Regions from separate parts of the Homo sapiens genome. Here all the other regions are linked to region 3. Evidence: chromatin contacts called from ENCODE Hi-C or POLR2A ChIA-PET data. All regions are on one chromosome and are shown on one strand. Each heading gives the region's core, a stretch centred on a gene start or an enhancer-like site at or near the end of the contact. The rest is flanking DNA. Distances are from core to core; before and after follow the strand shown.

What was found. Hi-C counts contacts between places; a loop is a spot of excess contacts on that map. ChIA-PET counts read pairs that join two places held with the same protein, here RNA polymerase II (POLR2A). Pooled maps may share reads with other maps.
Region 1: a pooled map shows a loop between it and region 3 (9-fold over the local background). The contact joins the promoter of ITGB8 here to the enhancer-like site in region 3. A Hi-C loop is called at or near these places in 1 of 37 single-sample maps with no recorded cell type and 5 of 50 pooled maps. POLR2A ChIA-PET finds 5 or more read pairs at or near these places in 1 of 52 experiments (MCF 10A).
Region 2: a loop to region 3 is called in a map with no recorded cell type, with 3 times the contacts of the local background. The contact joins two enhancer-like sites. A Hi-C loop is called at or near these places in 19 of 37 single-sample maps with no recorded cell type and 8 of 50 pooled maps.
Region 4: a map with no recorded cell type shows a loop between it and region 3 (5-fold over the local background). The contact joins two enhancer-like sites. A Hi-C loop is called at or near these places in 2 of 37 single-sample maps with no recorded cell type and 4 of 50 pooled maps.
Region 5: a map with no recorded cell type shows a loop between it and region 3 (3-fold over the local background). The contact joins the promoter of RAPGEF5 here to the enhancer-like site in region 3. A Hi-C loop is called at or near these places in 5 of 37 single-sample maps with no recorded cell type and 3 of 50 pooled maps.
Region 6: a map with no recorded cell type shows a loop between it and region 3 (11-fold over the local background). The contact joins two enhancer-like sites. A Hi-C loop is called at or near these places in 2 of 37 single-sample maps with no recorded cell type and 5 of 50 pooled maps.

What each region holds. Positions count from the first base shown.
Region 1 is chr7:20,329,340-20,332,149 of GRCh38, forward strand. ITGB8 (integrin subunit beta 8) reads left to right here and starts at 1,561. Exons shown (of 14, transcript NM_002214.3): 1 at 1,561-2,594. The coding sequence starts at 2,468. It overlaps ITGB8-AS1 (ITGB8 antisense RNA 1), which reads right to left and starts at 2,423. Exons shown (of 3, transcript NR_110120.1): 1 at 2,311-2,423; 2 at 28-174. RefSeq lists enhancers at 182-794, 882-951, 1,052-1,341 and silencers at 1,422-1,811, 2,282-2,521.
Region 2 is chr7:22,432,969-22,435,758 of GRCh38, forward strand. All of the region lies in intron 4 of STEAP1B (STEAP family member 1B), which reads right to left. Among named protein-coding and RNA genes, the nearest start is that of STEAP1B, 66 kb to the right of the region's middle. RefSeq lists enhancers at 1,062-1,356, 1,130-1,274 and a cis regulatory region at 1,194-1,211. Within about 2 kb of position 1,288, at least 8 of the 41 ENCODE cell types and tissues checked have a DNase peak (open chromatin) inside an H3K27ac peak, as active enhancers do.
Region 3 is chr7:21,353,760-21,356,948 of GRCh38, forward strand. No RefSeq gene overlaps it. Among named protein-coding and RNA genes, the nearest start is that of SP4, 73 kb to the right of the region's middle. RefSeq lists an enhancer at 1,597-1,646. Within about 2 kb of position 1,737, at least 5 of the 41 ENCODE cell types and tissues checked have a DNase peak (open chromatin) inside an H3K27ac peak, as active enhancers do.
Region 4 is chr7:20,237,054-20,240,218 of GRCh38, forward strand. No RefSeq gene overlaps it. Among named protein-coding and RNA genes, the nearest start is that of GIRGL, 21 kb to the left of the region's middle. Within about 2 kb of position 1,803, at least 5 of the 41 ENCODE cell types and tissues checked have a DNase peak (open chromatin) inside an H3K27ac peak, as active enhancers do.
Region 5 is chr7:22,355,508-22,358,592 of GRCh38, forward strand. RAPGEF5 (Rap guanine nucleotide exchange factor 5) reads right to left here and starts at 1,647. Exons shown (of 26, transcript NM_012294.5): 1 at 1,323-1,647. The coding sequence starts at 1,553. RefSeq lists an enhancer at 923-992 and silencers at 1,113-1,342, 1,403-1,792.
Region 6 is chr7:20,113,091-20,116,003 of GRCh38, forward strand. The region is part of intron 1 of MACC1-OT1 (MACC1 3' UTR overlapping transcript 1); the gene reads right to left. It overlaps LOC105375181 (a long non-coding RNA gene), which reads left to right. Exons shown (of 4, transcript NR_187885.1): 3 at 1,062-1,181. Among named protein-coding and RNA genes, the nearest start is that of MACC1-OT1, 26 kb to the right of the region's middle. Within about 2 kb of position 1,546, at least 2 of the 41 ENCODE cell types and tissues checked have a DNase peak (open chromatin) inside an H3K27ac peak, as active enhancers do.

The sequences.
Region 1 (2,810 bases), core at 311-2,810, 1.0 Mb before region 3:
TATTTCTATTTATTTAGAGTACATCACCTCCAGTAGAATTATGTTGCTAAGGTTGGGATCACGGCTTTGGTCTCGCGAAGGGACCTGCTTTGCAGATCCAGGGCTCGTTTAATTTTCCAGCTGGGTTCCTGCTTTGCTTAACTAATCCTGTGCACCCCGTTGTGCGGTCCACACCTGAAAGGGGGAGTTTCGATGTTGTGGTTTATTAACCAGGTACTTTCCATTCACTCAGTCAACAGAAAGAAAGAGAGAGACCGCGCCTCCTACTTTTTTTTTTTTTTTTTTTTTAACTACAAATAAGGAGACGGAAACTATTAAATAAGAAGGGGGGAAACTCCCGCATATTTCACCTTGACCTGGCTGGACTGGTCTGCTGCCTCTAAGAGGCGGGTGTTGTATTAAAATGAGAGGTCAAACTCCTCGAATGGGAATCGCTCCTGCCCCTAGAGGGAAAAGAGAACCATCACCGTGTTAAACTGGAAACACTGCCTTGTTTCCAATGCGGGGGACTGAGTTCCCTCCCTCGACTTAGCGTGGTAATGACAGGACCCGAGGAGGCGCGCTGCTTCCGGGCAGTTGCCCAGCATAACACCCGCACCCTACTTGCACCTAAATTTCTGAGCTGCAAGCAGGCAGAAGTGCCTTCCACTTTCTCTCCTTAGCTCCCCTCTCCCCGCTTTGCTGCTGTCTGTAACTTTTTGTTCCGTTTACTGGGAAGGTGACGCTTAAGATCAAAAGACCCACTGTAACTTGCAAAAGCCCAGAGCCACCACCAGACGCTGGGGAAAAACAGGGCTGTCCAGTCCAGGGTTAAGGTTTTGAGCAGAGAAGGAGCAGCGAGAAATCTCGGCCAGTCGCTCCGGGAACAGCCCCTGCAGACTGGTCCAACTCTCCAAAGGCTAGGGACACCGGGGCAGCCTTGTGGTGGGGTAGAGGACGAGCTCCTAACTGCAAGCAAAGTGCTGAGTAGAGGGCGTTGGGGGCAGGGGAGGTCCCTTGACTCCACTTTGTATGCAGCAGCTGCGGGGCAGTGAGTATCTCCGAACAAAGCGGCGAGCAGCGCGGGGGTGAGAGATTGGGGTTTGCTCGCAGCTGCCGCTGGCGCTGAGCGAGTCTCCCACCACCCCCGCGAGCGTTGGGGTGCAAGGATTCGGGGGAGGAGGGAGAAGGGAACGAGGCGTGCCATTCCTGTTGCGCGGCTACGCTTCAGGAGTTCTTGTGAACGATGGGAATGGCAACTATCAGAGCCAAGGGGGAAAAGAAAGAGCTGGAGTGAGCAAAACAAAGAGCGAGTGTGGGCCGCGGTGACTTCATGCCTCACCAATGTCCCGCCCACGCTGCTCCGAGCTGTTACTGCTGCTCCTGCCCGGGCTGCAGCCGCGCCTGCGGGCAGCCGAGGCGAGGCGCTCCGGTAGCGTGGGGAGGTTTCCTAGCAACTCTCTGCCCTGAGTGCACCCGGCTACCCGCAGGTCTGGAGCCCCCCGGGGGGCCAGAGCAGGACCACCCCTCTCCCGCCCATCGCCGGCCTCGCCTCTCTCGCATCCTAGCCGTGTGCACCCCAGAGCGCGCCAGCAACTCGGGCTCTGGACTGCGGGACGCCTGAGCCGCGCACTGAGGCGAAAAGGACAAGGGCACGCAGCCCCCGCCCCGCGAAGCCGGGCTCCGGCACCTCGCGGAACCTCCCCTCCTGCGCTCGCAGCCGCAGGCCCCACTCCCCGCCAGGGAGGGAGCGGCGATGCCTCGCTCTGTGCCTGCGGGTGTCGGCGGGTGCTTCTAGGGCGCTCCCAGAGCCGCCTCCCCCTGTTGCTGGCATCCCGAGCTTCCTCCCTTGCCAGCCAGGACGCTGCCGACTTGTCTTTGCCCGCTGCTCCGCAGACGGGGCTGCAAAGCTGCAACTAATGGTGTTGGCCTCCCTGCCCACCTGTGGAAGCAACTGCGCTGATTGATGCGCCACAGACTTTTTTCCCCTCGACCTCGCCGGCGTCCCCTCCCACAGATCCAGCATCACCCAGTGAATGTACATTAGGGTGGTTTCCCCCCCAGCTTCGGGCTTTGTTTGGGTTTGATTGTGTTTGGCTCTTCGCTAAGCTGATTTATGCAGCAGAAGCCCCACCGGCTGGAGAGAAACAAAAGCTCTTTTCTTTGTCCCGGAGCAGGCTGCGGAGCCCTTGCAGAGCCCTCTCTCCAGTCGCCGCCGGGGCCCTTGGCCGTCGAAGGAGGTGCTTCTCGCGGAGACCGCGGGACCCGCCGTGCCGAGCCGGGAGGGCCGCAGGGGCCCTGAGATGCCGAGCGGTGCCCGGGCCCGCTTACCTGCACCGCTTGCTCCGAGCCGCGGGGTCCGCCTGCTAGGCCTGCGGAAAACGTCCTAGCGACACTCGGCCCGCGGGCCCCGAGGTGCGCCCGGGAGGCGCGAGCCCGCGTCCGGAAGGCAGTCAGGCGGCGGGCGCGGGGCGGGCTGTTTTGCATTATGTGCGGCTCGGCCCTGGCTTTTTTTACCGCTGCATTTGTCTGCCTGCAAAACGACCGGCGAGGTCCCGCCTCGTTCCTCTGGGCAGCCTGGGTGTTTTCACTTGTTCTTGGACTGGGCCAAGGTGGTAAGTTGTTTTGTTTTGTTTTGTTTTCTTCTCTTCCCCAAAGGTCTTGGGCTGGCACGAAGAGCTGCCCGGCCAGAGCATCCCGGCCAGGTAAGTTGCGGTCATCAGAGAACTTCAAGGGGGCGGGTGCGGGGCAGCGTCCTCCAGCACAGATGGCCTAGAGGCCAGGTGTCAAGCATTTCTGCCCTGGAGCGACAGCAAGGACTAATTATCAGA
Region 2 (2,790 bases), core at 38-2,537, 1.1 Mb after region 3:
GAAAAATACTCAGCCCTTCAGCTCTGCCGTTCCTGCCAGCAAATGCGGCCTGACTGCTCATAGGACATTTCAGTAATCAACTGGAAAATGAAAAATAGAAAAACACAGGGGGAAGAATGAGAAGAAAGAGAATCCCAGAATCTAACAGAACCTAAATGAGTTATTTCACCAAAAAAAAACAAAACAAAACCCAAAATCAAAAAGCAAACTTCGCAAGCTCCCATTCATTGCACCCCAAAAGACAGAGAACCTGGTAATTTGACCAGACTTCTGTAACAGCCACAGGACACCTTCCCCCAACTTACTATTTCAAGCCCTTCCACCCCCTCCACATAATGACTCATTGTAACCCCAGGGAGAGAGGATTTTCCTGCTCACAAAAGCACAAAGACAGGTTAGGCCAAACCAGTTTCAAGGAGAGGAGATCTATGTAGGAAAGGGGACCCAAATTGTAACAGCCACAGGACACCTTCCCCCAACTTACTATTTCAAGCCCTTCCACCCCCTCCACATAATGACTCATTGTAACCCCAGGGAGAGAGGATTTTCCTGCTCACAAAAGCACAAAGACAGGTTAGGCCAAACCAGTTTTAAGGAGAGGAGATCTATGTAGGAAAGGGGACCCAAATTGTGGATATTTGGGCCTGCCACATAGGAGAACTTCTATTGGGCAGGAAAGATTGCAAAGTATACCTATACAATTAGGAAGCGTATATTGGAAGATGTGAAAGGATAGACAGATTTAGGACTGTGCTATTCCAAAAAGCTACCCACCACTACTCATTCAGGAAAGAATGAGTCCTTGAACTGGTATAACTGGTTGTCAACTGAGATGAATTAAAGAACAAAACTGCTGGGCTTTGTCATGATGAACATGTGTGTATACGTATGTGTGTAAGATCATCCACCACCGATCACGTTCTCCTTTGTCCTCTCAACTCCTTTGCAGGTTCACAACAGTGTTATGGCGGGAGCAGGGAGGCACCTACATCCATTGGACCCATCCTGACAGCTGGGAAGGATGTGTCCAGCCACCCAGGGATGTGCATCTGGCACCCACCTCACAACAGCTGTTCTAACCACGTAAGAAGCACAAGGGTCACCGGTTACTCTCCATGAGAACAAAAGGCCAAGGATGCAGAGATAATTGCATCAAAGGGATTCAACTTCCTGGATGACCTCATTCCAAAGATCTGCAGAGCCCAGATAAGCATCCCAGGGTTCTGGCAGAGGGCCCCTCCAGGGACAGGAAGGGGACAGGAAGCCGGCTTTCCGTGTCTGTACCGCCTTCCTTGGGAAGGATAGGACACCTGTGGCCATCAAGTCATGATGCCCCATGCTGTCTCCCGCCAACTCCACAAGAAAGGCAAATGAGTGTCACATCGCCCCCAGAGTCATGACTCTGCTGATCCCACATGGGCCCCATAGAGGGCTTTTCCTTCTAGGTCTTCACCATAGATTTCTCATATTTTCATTTAAACAGATTTGTATGTAATTCTTGAATGTTTCCTTTCTTTCATATTCTCAAAAAATACATTAAGACTAGTAAGAATAGGTAAAAAAAAATTGGTACATCTCAGAAGATAATATGTGAGACTAATAGCTATAGTTTGCAATAAAGAAAATTAAATGAGGTTTCTAAGCACTTATGTATTTATTCTCTAAATGTTTTTGAGCCCTTTCTATGCCAGACACAACTCCAAGTCCAGAGACGGAAAGATAAAATGTTCCTTATGCTCGAAGAGCACATAGATTTGTTAGAAGTCATAGATACTTAAACAAATGATTATATAATAAGTTCTACAATGTAATTTTATCCTTGGGAATTCTGCTAATATTACAAGGAATAATAAATAGTCAAAATAAGAGTCCTTTATCAAAATTTATTTTTATACTGCTCAGTTTTGCCCTAGAATTTGTTAATTTATTCAATATTCTCAGCCCAAATCATTCTACAATGGTGGAAAGATTCTAAATCTATGCTGTCCAGTGGAGTAGCTACTAGCCACATGTGGCCAGAAGTACTTGAAATGTGACTAGTGTGACCGAGGAACTGAATTTTAAATTTTATTTAATTTTAACTCAGGTCAATGTAAATAGCCACATGTGGTTAACATAGTTCCAGAGTTCTAGTCCCAGATAGATCTGGCCAGATTTACCGAAACAAGTGAAGGTTAATCAATTGTGATTAAAATCAAGCAACACACCAATGTGAATGGCCAATGAACCATTCAAGAAAGAATCACCTGCCTGCCCACCTGCACCCACTCAACCTTGAATGTCTGGAAGAAAACGAGCCTGTTAGACACAGCAGGAAAGGAGGTGGAAAGTGTAACCATAAGGCAAGGTCAAGCAGCTCAAACAGAAGCACCAGGCACAAACAAACCACAGAGAAAAGCTGGAGGGACAGCACGAAGCTGGTGAGTGTCAAAACGAAAATAAAAGCAAGTTCAAGCTCAAGTCCAATTTTTAAACACTTGAGATTTTAGAAAAATAAGTAGAATCTAATCCAAAAGCCATTTATTGACAACCCTCCATCAGTAAATTTTTTCTGAACATTTTCTGTAGGCTCAGCACCAAGGGGGGTGGTTATTAAGAAGTCTATAGTAACATCAGTCTCCACCTTAAAGAATCTTAAAATTTGCTTGAGAGACCAAATGCATACACATAAAATCGTGAGAAACTGAGACAAGACAGTATTCAGTAAAGCACTCAATTGTATTTATTTAGCCACATCTAAAGCTCACCTGTGCACGATACGCACCGTGGGCAGAGAGGTAAAGAGAGAAG
Region 3 (3,189 bases), core at 487-2,986:
ATAATTGGAATACTAAAAATTTTAAAAGCATTAACCATCTGAATTTCTGAAGAAGGTGAAGAATATTCTAGATTTCTTTGGAAAAATTTCCCTCATTCACTTTCAGCCCTTTTGAATGCCCTCCCCTACATCTGGTCTCTACCTTTTTCCCTTTTGCTTCCTCCATATTCCATTCTTTGGTTTGGTTTGGTTTTGTTTTGTTTTGTTTTTTAGAGACCGGGTCTTGCTCTGTTACCCAGGCTGGTGTGCTGTGGTGCAATCATAGCTCACTGCAACCTGGAGCTTCTGGGCTCAAGCGATCCTCCCACCTCAGCCTCTCTAGTAGCTGCAACTACAGGCATATGACACCACACCTGGCTAATTTTTTTTTTTTTTTTCATTTTTTGTAGAGACAGGGTCTCCCTATCTCTAGGGCTAGGCTAGTCTCAAGCCATCCTGCCGCCTCATCCATTCTTTCTTCATTTGTTCTTCCTTTTCTCTTCCACCCATCATCCCTTCTTCCTGCCTCCTTCAATCGATTACTTGGTTAGTGTTTGTTGGGAAGTTAGTCAGTTCCAGGCAGTGGGCTAAACACAAACATGAAAAGATGGGGTCCTCGCTGTCGTCCTTTTCTGTTGTTGAGTAACAAATCACCCACAAATCTCGCAACTTAAACCAACACGCATTTATTACCTCCCCACTCAGTATACCAGAGAACAACCTGGTGTGGCAGGAATTTCTGCTCAGGGTCACCCATGGCCAGTATTCAGGTGTCAGCCGGGCTGGGAACTTAAGTGTAGGCTCTGAGGAGAAATCCACTTCCAAACCCATTCAGGTTATGACAGAGTACCCTACAGTTACAGGACTGAAGTGCTTTCCATCTGAGATCTGGGACCTGCCTCAGCTCTTTGAAGCCACTCACATTCCTTTTCCCATGGCTCCTCAATCTTTAAGCAGTAATAGTGCCAAATGACTATCGTGCTTCAAACCTGACTGCCTCTATTGTCATCAGCCAGAGAAAACTCCATTTTTAAAGATGTATGTTATTACATTGGGCCCACCAGGCTAATCCAGGCTGGTCTCCCTCTGTAACAAAACATAATCTCAAGCATGATAGCACATTCTGAAGTCCCAGGGACTCGGGAGGGACTTCACTGGGGGCCGCTTTAGAACTTCTGCCTACACATCTGCCATCAGGTGCTCACACAATACATACAAAAACAATAGCACTGCAATAAGATAATTGTACAAAAGAAAGTGCGGTAAACAAAATGTCACACATACATACAATGGAATACTATTCAGCCATAAAAAGGAAGAAAATTCTGACATGCTACAACATGGATGAACCTTGAGGACATTATGCTAAGTGAAATAAACCTATGATCCCACTTATTTGCAGTATCTAGAATAGGCAAATTCACAGAGACAGAAAACAGAATAGAGGTTTCCAGGCATTGGCGGGAAGAAGAATGAAGTTGTTGTTTGATAGTTATAGAGTTCTGTTTGGGATAATGAACGTGTTCTGGAAATGGATAGTGGTGACAGTCACACAGCATTGTGAACATACTTAAAAGTACTGAATCGTATACTTAAAAATGATTTACATGGTGAACTTCATGTTCTGTATATTTTACCACAATAACATAAAATTAAAGTGTTGAAAAAATAGACTGGAGGCATAAGAAAAGAACAGCATAACTTGCTTCCTGAAAGAGCAAAATGTCAGATTGGGCAGGAGATAAGATCAGATGGGTGTGGGTGAGAAGGGTGTGGACTGTGCGGTGGGAGGGACAATGTCATAATTTCAGTTCCCTTTTTGGTCACCACACAGCTAAGGTAACTTGATAATTTTGTCCAAACCTGCCTTCCTTTCTTGCACTAGCTGCCTGGAAAGCAAACCTTATTTAGCAATCACTAATAGTCCTAGAACTTTTGAGTGTTAATGATAGAGGTGTGAATCAAGTACCTGCTATTTATTAAGTGTCACGTTGGTGACCCCAAATTCACCTTGCTTCTAGGAAATAGAAAGAAGGAAACACAGAGACTGAGCACTATGCTGAGCACTGTGCTTCCTTACATAGCTTCAATGCTTCACAATGACAATGCAAGTTAAGTAGCCATGAAACTTGTTTTCCCCAGTTTTACCAATAAAACATTTGGGGTTGTGAAAGTCTGAATAATTGCCCGCATGTCAGGTAACAAAGAAAAGAAAGTACCTTCCCACCTGAGGGTCTTGTAATATGCTGTTCCCTCTACTTGGAATGCCTATCTACTTTCTCAACCTGTCACCACCACCACCATCATCTACACACACACACATCTGCTTAACATTCTGTATCTAATTCCTACCCATTAGTAAGCAAGGCTACCATATTCAGCTTTATAGATTGTGTGCTGCAAGAGTCCCAGGAGCACCATTCACGTAGACCACAATGTAAAAATGCCCTTGGAGTTGTGCAGTGCCCAACCTGCACAAACATACATGGCAAACCTCAGTCTCTCTCTCTTTTTTTTTTTTTTTTTTGGAGATGGAGTCTCGCTCTGTCACCCAGGCTGGAGTGCAGTGAGGCAGTGATGCAATTTCGGCTCACTGCAACCTCCGCCTCCTAGGTTCAAGTGATTCTTCTGCCTTGGCCTCCTGAGTAGCTGGGATTACAGGTGCCTGCCGTCATGCCCAGCTAACTTTTGTATTTTTAGTAGAGATGGGATTTCACTATGTTGACCAAGTTTGTCTCAAACTCCTGACCTCAAATGATCTGCCAGCCTCGGCCTCCCAAAGTGCTGGGATTACAGGCATGAGCCACTCTGCCCTGCCTATACATGGCAAACCTCTCTCAAAGTTTTGGCTTAGGTGTACTTCTATAGGTGGGCCGGGTTAGGTCTTCTCTCATATGCATCTGTATTCTTCTTTAAAGTATCTAGTACAAGCCCACTTAAATAGTTATTTGCATAATTAATATTTTATATATGACTTCCCTGCTAAACTGCAAGTTCAACAAAGGGAGAAATCACATCTGCTTAACTCTTTTTGAACAAAGAAATAAGATAGAGCTGGGTTTGTGTGAGTTCAAAGCAAGGATCTTCCAACTGTCACTTACTGGTGCCTGTGACTGATGCAGAAAAAGATATGGAACCCAGAGAATAATGTACTAACTCTTTCAAACTTAACTCTTGCTATTGTTCCTTCTTTCTGTAACATGTTAGATT
Region 4 (3,165 bases), core at 553-3,052, 1.1 Mb before region 3:
AAAAATGAGACTAGTTTGAAATCCACTGAAGTGACTAAACCAGCACATTTGCAGTGAGGAAGGAGAAGAGGTGACTGATAAAAACCATTTTTAATAGGAAGGGCCTAAGGACATGAAGAGACCTGAGGCAGGGAGGTGGTGGGGGTGGGTGGGAGGTGGGAACAGACTGGGTTGACTCCTGCATAATATAAGTACTTAATAGTTGAGTTTTCTAAATGCTAAAGGAGCCGATAGTGCTAAATGAAAGGGTAAGTGTGGAAAAAAAAAAAGAAAACAGAGGGATAGTTGTGGCAATGAAGACATCATCAGCGACATTCCAGAGCAGAGGTGGGGGTAGGTTTCATGAGCTACCAACAATAATGAAAAGTGGTGGCTGTCGGTGTCTGCTTCTCTTCACCTTCAGCTCCATCCTGTATAACAAAGGGACTTGGATAGACAGACACATGTGCACACTAAGGCACACAGAACAAAGCTCTGTCCACTCCCCTCCTAGAAACCTTTCCCTGGCCACCACTCAAGCTGGAGAAGTATGAATACCACCAGTAGCAAGACACACCTTGAGAGACAGCCCAAGGAATTTTTTGGGAGCAAGACTGGAGTACATTGGACAGAGAATTTCAGAGTCTTGGGTTCCTGAAGAAGGGGATATCATGGGTTCTGGGTGGTAAACCCTCATGGCCTTTCAGATTCCCTGACCAGTGTGAAGAAGTAGAGCTAGAGGAAAACCATAACCCTGGGTCCAGAGCAGAAGCCACTTCTGCCTGGGTCTAAAGGCAGGACTGATTGCAGGAGAAACCCTAGCATTTATATCCTGTCATCCTGAAACCCCACAGTAAGAAAAGTAAGAACTCTTACTCTCCAGAAGTCCCAATCAATTCTGATTACTTCTCATTAGCTCTAAGTGGTCACAAAACAATCTCATTGTGGGCACCAATCACCATGGTCAGAAGGAATGTTATGCAGTATTTGACTTAATGTGGTTATACGCAGTAGCCTGGGGGAAGGGTATGCAGCCCCTGGTCTGAAAAGGGAGGAGGGGTAGATCCCCAGGGAGGTAAGGAGAAAGGATGCTGAGGGGCAATGACTCTTACATGTGCTACTACAGGTAGAAATGAAGCCAGATTGCAGAGCGTTCTGGAGGGAATATCTGAAGCAGCACATGTAAGTCAGGCCATAACAGAAAGGAAAAATATAATTAGAGCAAGGAAACAGGGGCAAGGTATGATGATAGCCTTGCCAGATAGGGGAAACCTGTGCATGTGTGAATGTAGAGGAGAGATTCAAAGTTCAATGTGCGTGTAAGGCTTCTTTGTTAAAATGCAGATTTGGATTCAGCAAGTCTGGTGGCGGGGGCTTGAAATTCCACATGTCTAACAAGCTCCTAGGTGATGCTGCTGGTTCATGACCCTCCCCTTGAGAAGCAAGAATATAGAGAATTAGACAGCAGAGAAAGAATGAGATTGGAGACGTGCCCCCGCAAAAAGAAAAAAAAAGAGATGAAACTAATGATGCTTAGACAGTGCTCCTCTTTGGTCGCATGTGATAAGCCCCTTCCCCAGCAGAGAAGCACAGCCAACATTGAGGAATAACGCAGGGACATTCCAATGTTCTTTTAAGAATCCTAGAAGAATATTCTAAACAAGCTTTCGTCAAGCATGGGCATGGAACAGGAATCCTAAGCCCATTACCTTCTTGTCCTTCCCATGCTGACAGATCCCCTGAAGCGTTCATGTGACAGCTACGCCCACGCCCAGGCTACACGGCATAGAACTTGGATAAGCAGCTGGAAGTTGCTCTGCCATAACAGTCTTAGAGAGAACGTAACTTCCGTGTGTGTGTGTTGGATTAGTTCAACAGTCTAGCAGATAACCACAAAGTTTCAGTCACATTGTTAGTGGTTCCCTCATGACTTATTTTTTAATCAGTTGTATACATAATGAAACTGAGTGAATTAGGGCTTCACACGGTCTTCTTTCTATAAATCAGAAATCTGAAAACCATGTAAATTTGCCAAGTAATGAGGTGTCACCACCTTAGAGTAACAATACTAAAAAAGTACCTCATTAAAATGAGGAAGTAATCATTAGTAAAAATTTATTTCTGCAGTCCTTGACCTGAAACAAAAATTATGTCACATTTTCCATAGATATTGACATCAGCAATGACTTTTCTGAAACATTAAGTGGAGCACTGTCATGAATAACATTTTCAATAAAACTTTTTAATTGAAATTTCAAAATACTTTTAAAAACACATTCAACATCCCCAGTGCCTCAATTTACTGCTGGAAAATAGCATGTTTTTATAAGTATAGGTTGTGTATCCTAAAATTTTTTTCCTTACTATATTATCCTATAGAGTTATTAATTCTCTGGAAATAAAATTTGTCTCATGAGATCTCAAAAACCTGCTAAAATTTGAGTATTTTTTTTTCCTTTACCTCCTCATGGCTCTTCAGTACATTTTATTCTCATTCTACTGTTGTGGAAACAGAAAAGTATAACAGAAATCACAGGATTAGATCTCTGAAAACTTGATTCATTATTGGCTCTGCAAATGAGTTTTTTGTTCTTCTTAATCTATATTGAGTCACTAAACCCACCTCCTTCTATTCCTTCTACTTCTAATGGCAATCCTTCCATTTTCTTTGCCTGGGCTTTCTTGACTAGCTTTTTCTATGATTTTATTTTATTATTTAAAATGTTTTATTTTTAATTTTCGTGGGTACATGATATGTGTATATTTTGGGAGGTACATGAGATGTTTTGATATAGGCATGCAATGTATAACAATATCAGAGTTAAATGGGGTATCCATCCCCTCAGGCATTTATACTTTGTGTTACAAATATCCAATTATACTTTTTAAATTATTTTTAAATGTACAAATAAATTATTATTGACTAGAGTCACCCTGTTGTGCTATCAAATACTAGGCCTTATTCATTCTTTCTATTATTTTTGTAACCATTAACCATCTCCACCTCCCTCTCTCTCCCACTATCCTTCCCAGTCTCTGGTAACCATCCTTCCAGTCTGTTTTTCATTATTTTCTGCTTCTCATCTTTCCTTGTCACATTAGATACCACCTCCTCAGAGATATTTTCTTCATCTCTCTTTGCTAACGAGTTTATTTTCTGTTTCTTTCTTAGAATATCTAGTGCAT
Region 5 (3,085 bases), core at 397-2,896, 1.0 Mb after region 3:
GGACACATTTCCTCACTTACTTTGCAGGCAATCCTAAATGCCACACATGTTAAGGTCACTTGTGGGCAATTCCTAAACTCTCTGGGTCACCGACTTTAAGAATGTCCCATCACACACAGAGAATCCTCAGAACATCTTCTGAGATGGACCTGGGATGGACCATTTTCCACCTGAGATGGAAAATGCCTAGGAAAAGAGAGATGCAGCCTCGAGAAGCTGAAGACCGACATCAGTTCAGACCCTTCCCTACCCAAAGGAGGGCGCATGAAAACAAGTGGTTATCCCTCACTCTCAAGTTTACACAAACCCATCTCTGAAAGAGCTAGAAGTCTCCCAGCAAGGTCTTGTTTTAAGTCAGACAAGACTGCATTTTAAAAATTACAGCCAAACGGGAAAGAAAAACCACATTGATGCAGCTTCTCATTAAAGACCACTTAATAATAAATTTTTAAAAGATGAGTAGAACCCACCAAAGGTGCCGCCAAACCCTGGTGAGCAGGGAAATCTGAGTAAGTCAGCTCTGTGTCCTGAGGCCCTGGCGGGGCCTCCTAGGTGGCTTCTTAAAGATCCCAGGAGACAATCAGCAGACCTTCCTGCTTCTCTTAAAAATACAAAACATGCCTGACCTGCTCAGGTCATTAGATGCACTTAGAACTCAATGAGGGACACTCCTTCACCAGGAAATCGTATCTGAACACACCATCAGGAAGTCAATATTGAAGGTTCTTGGGGGCGTGCACCCTCCTGCTCAAGAGGGTGTCCAGGAGTATTAAGTGCTGGAGACACCGGAACCCAGGAACTGGAAGCTCACCCAAGAGCTTCCGACTCCTGGGTCTGCCCCTCGGCGGTGGAGACCACCAAAACCAGTCTCGATGCCCAGAGCTTGCAACAGCACCTCCAAAACAAGCACACACGTCGCATGCGTCCTGCAAACAGGGATGCCGCTCGTGGGGCCTGAAGCTTGCGGTTGGGACAGGGCTGGCTGGCTGTTGGACGCTGGACACCTGCAGCTTCCCCTCCGAGAAGAGGCAAACAGCTCGTCTTCAGCCGATGCCCGGTCCCGCAGCCTGAATCTGGGGGCCCTGGGGTTAAGTCAGGTGCAGCCTGGTGGGGGGGAGGTGTGGGGGCGGGGGAAGCCGTCGCTCAGGGGGTGGCACCTCAAAACCCGCCGTCCCGGGCCCCTCTTCAGCCGAGTCCGGCAGAAGGGCGTCCCTTCCGCCACCTCCCCAACTTCCAGACGCCCCCCTCAGCGGCCCGGGGGGTGGGCGCGGGCTCCACGTGCGCGCCGCCCGTGCCCACTCGGACAGGGCCGGGCCACTCACCCGGCCCCCAGCGGCGCTCCGCTTCCTCCGCAGCGTGAGCCCGCTCCGCAGCAGCGCGGGCAGGTCCCTCAGCCGCGGCCGCAGCGACGCCGGCGGCTGCTCGCGCTCGGGCTCCCGGGCGCTGGGGCTGCGGCGCAGGGGGCCGTCTGCCGCCACCACCGCCGCCGCGGCGGCCAGGGCCGGGCTCTCGCACGGCGGCTGCATCTTGACGGAGCCCACGGCCATCCTCATGCCCTGACGGCGCTGCGGCGCCGGGGGCTCCTCTCCACCGCGCTCGCCTCCGCGCGCCGTCCGCGCCTTCGCCAGGAAGCGAGAGGGCGCGACTGCGGCTCGGGCGCGGGGCGCGCTGCCAGCCGCTGCCCATTGGCGCGCGCCGCGGCCCCCGCGAGGCTCAGCCCCGCGCGCCTCCCCTCCCCTCCTCTCTCCTCCCCTCCCCGCCCAGGTGCGCGGGCCCCGCCCCGCCCCGCCCTTTCGCCTGCGAAAGCTGCCTGGGACCTGTCCCCCTCGGATCTCCCACTCGGGACCCGGGAGGAAGAGGGCACCTTGGGCACCGGCTCATCCACAGGTGCAGAATTCCCAGAATCTCCGGCAAACCCGCTCTTCTGTCCTGTCCCTGTCCCCCTACCCCTTAGGCTGAAAAGTCCTGCTTCACTTCTTCGAATAGCCAGGGGTTGACTTGGACTTCAACCAAGTGTGCTGGAGAGTCGTCCGCCCTCCCGCGCGTTTTGCACAGCCTGGCCCCTCATCGTAATCTTTACTCCTGGGAACTGTTTTGGCCAAGGAACTTCAAAATAGACACGCTACAAGGCAAACACCATGAGGCAAAATTGCTTTGCGCCGACCCTTCTTGGCACACGCATCCTTAAAGGACGAAGGGAGAAAACTTTTGTTGGTTATGATAGGTGTTGAGCAGAGTAGCTGCAAGTCTGGTGACCTGAAGGTGAATCTCTGTTAGCATGTCAGAACCTGACCTTCCCTGAAAGCCCGCTGCTGTGATGAATGTGCTTGGTGAACTGTAAAGGCCTGCCGTGGTGTGAATCATTGTTTACACCCTTCCAGGAGGCAGGAATTCTGGATCATTGAGAGTGAAACTATTCCAGCAGTGCCTTAAACGCCAGGGAGTGTGAATGTTCACATCTCAGCTCAATCTGTCTTCAACAAGGGCCAGCCAGGGTGTTGACTTCTCATCAGTGGGGCGCTGGGATCCCCATCTTTGTCTAAGACTTACAAAAGTTGAATAAGCTTATTCACATTTTTAAAAAATGACAAGAATCGTAGGAGGTCAGGGTCCAGAGTTGGTTTACCATTGTGCCCTCAGCCACTCACATGGTAGGTGCTTGGCAAATATGTATAAAAACATGCCATGTAACAAAAAAGGAGGAACGAACTGTGACCTCTGCCCTTAAGGAAGGTAAGACTTAACCTAGGAGTAGACAAACATCCAGAAAAACAAAGATATTGCACTTGTACTCTTGCTAATTGCCAAGTAAGTGTAGGTAAGACCACTTCAGGCCACAGGAGAGAGAAATGCTTCTGGCCTGGGATGGGCAAAGCTAAATCCACGAAAGGAAGGAAGTTTAAACTGCACCTTAAGGGTGAGTGGGGAAGATTCAACCAGGCAGAAGGAGGGTAGGTGTCCTTCAAGTAAGGAAGAAAGACATGAGGCCGGGCGCGGTGGCTCACGCCTGTAATCCCAGCACGTTGGGAGGCTGAGGCGGGCGGATCACGAGGTCAGGAAATCGAGACCATCCTGGCTAACAAGG
Region 6 (2,913 bases), core at 296-2,795, 1.2 Mb before region 3:
AAAGTGCATATGATTATAGTACCTACACCTCATAGGTAGGTACTATGAATGTTAAGACAGTAGAAATGCCTAGCATATAGTGTTTAATGAACTTTTATCATTACTATGATTAAGGTAGCTAGATATACAGAAAAGAAAACATTGGTAAAATGAGAATCACTTATGGAATCTCTTCTCATTAGATTTACCTGGTATCAATACACTATAGAGCACACAATTATGTCCTTGCTCTCCTTAGCTATCTATGGTTTCATCATGGTCATTTCCAGGAGGGGTCTGAATATTCTGTGTTTTAATCCACACAAGGGTAACAGAAGAAAATACCTGAGTTCTAGAAATGCCTCAGCACTGGAAAAGTTACCTGATATTCAGGGCCACTCTCACAGGAGCTGCTTTCTAGCCATCTCTTCTGAGAGCAGTGTCACACTGGGAATACACAGAGGACCATGATGTAAAAAGCAGCAGTGGCTCCTTTCTGTCAAAACTAGTACTCTGTTCCTGCTTCCTTGTGAAAGACAGCATAAAAGAGGAAATGAAAGCGTTTCAAAGACTTGATTAGTTTGTGACTAGAGAGTCAGCTCAGGTGAACAAAATGATTAGTATGGGACCAAAAAGGAAAAAAAAAACCTCAATTTGGATTCTGAATCAGATTTCTGAGATCACTTAACTCATTAAGTACCATCTCCATTCAAAATCCTTTTACATCAAACAACATGAGAAATATGCACAACTACAAAACGAAACACAACAAAACCTTAGATGTTAGGAGGTCACGTTCAAGGGTATCAGCAAAGGCATGTTGGGATCCTCACAGAAACAAAATGTTAATTAACGTGGGTAACAATGTGGACTGGGGAAACAAACACCATTACCTACCTAAACAGCTGGCTTGATATAAAAGAAAACTGTGTGCCATTCTATTCTCTTTATAGTAGTCTTCTCTCTCTTGATCAAATAGAATTTTGAGTTTTATATCTACTGTTTAAGATTATACTGAATTTGAAGAGTCACTATCTCAATATATTTGAGATTATATTGAATTTTCTCTTTATACTTTCTAGAGAATAAATATAAAACATCAATACTACTATTTTGAAACACTGATTTACTTTTCGGAAAGAGAAGAAAGGGCAAAGGGATGGGAACTAATATAGATATACCAAATTATGTGCAACACACACGTAAGTAACTTTCATTTTATTGGTTAGTTTCCTAAATACTATACATGAACTATCATGTTAATCCTTGCAATAGCCCAATAAGGTAGGTTCATTTTTATTCCAATTTTACAAATAAGAAAATAGTCTCAGGGAAGGTAAGTAATTTGCCACAATAATCTCAGTAGCTTGAAGGAGGAAGAGCCAACCTAGATCCACCTGCCTGGGAAACTTTGCTTATTGCAGTTCACCACATTGCCTAGTTAGCCAGAGACTCTGAATAAACTCTTCCAGAGCCTGATTTCTAAAAGGATCTAATTTAATGGTTAGCTCTCTAAGAGAAGCTGCCTTTCCTCTAGGGGGAAGGCATTGACAATTCTAGACAGTGACGTAACCCTCTGCTCAAGGCTGACTTCCTCTTTGTTGGTGACAGCTGAATTCTCCTCCTGGTTCAATCTAAGAAGCACAAAACCAAGTGCACTGCCTCATTGGGCAAGAGAAAAGTGATGAGCGTGCAGAGAGATGCCTGGCAAAGAAGATTACAAACAGCTTGTTTGGAAAGAGTATTTGAGTTTTAGAAAGAAATAGAGTTCATGCTTTTAAGTAGAGGCATGCAAATTTTGGCACATAAACTTCCTGCTTAAGAAATAAATTATCAATCCATGCCCCAGGTTGTAAAGAATTAAGTCAGATTCTTCCCATAACCTAGAACTCTCCTTGTTAGTGATAAAAATTACTTAGGACTTTGTTATTTCATTGCAATAATTAGCACTGACAACTGAGAAGAGACTGAGGTAAGAATGGCCACTAAGACTAAGCTAGTTTTCCACGTTACTCATTAAATCCTTTTAGACTCAGTCCAAGCCCCATCACAGGCATGTCTCATCCCTGAGCTCCTCTTCTAGACTGAGGATGAACCTCACCACCTCACTCTTCTTAGAGACTATATGGATTAGTAATTATCTCATGTACTATACTTATTGTATCTCTTTCAATTCTGGGATGTAACAAAATAGTGGAAATATACAAGTGATAAACCAAAACAATGTATTTGGTATTATAATCTTTCACAAGCCTAGCATGGTTCTGAGTATACTGAATCACAACACTTTAAAACAGCAATTAAAAAAGCTGAGCCCTTTTATATTTGCCAGGCACTATTTTAAGGACGTGTTTCTATTATTTTATAAATTTTTCATAAACACCCTGTAAGATAGGGACTGTAAATGCTCTTACATGCCCCAGTCTGACTTCTGAACCTACTTCCTTTACACTCCGCCACTCTACCACCTACTGAGAGGACTCAGAGCTAGAAAGAATATCTTCATTTTACAAATAAAGTGAAGAACCAGAAAAGTTAACCACCTTGCCCATGCTTAAACTATTACTAGCAGAACTGAGCTAGAAGCCAGTTTTCTGATCCTACTTTCAAAATTATTTGACAACATACCTTTCTGTAAGGGAAGTAATTCATTTATAGAATTTTTGTGCAATTTTAATGTTTTAGAGGAAAACTGTGGCACTTTCAAAGTTTCTCAGTCCCTTGCATACTATCTTCATGGCATATGTGTTATCTTTTATAAAATAGTAATACACAATAATGTATTGTCTTAAAAATAGCATCCTTACCTCAATGCCAGATGGAAAAATATTTCTCAACTACTAAATGTAAATATTAGCTGTGAATGATTTGAGATTCTGCCTGATGAGGAAGCTTTTAGCAGAAAAAGTGGGTTAAGGCTTTAATTTTTAATTC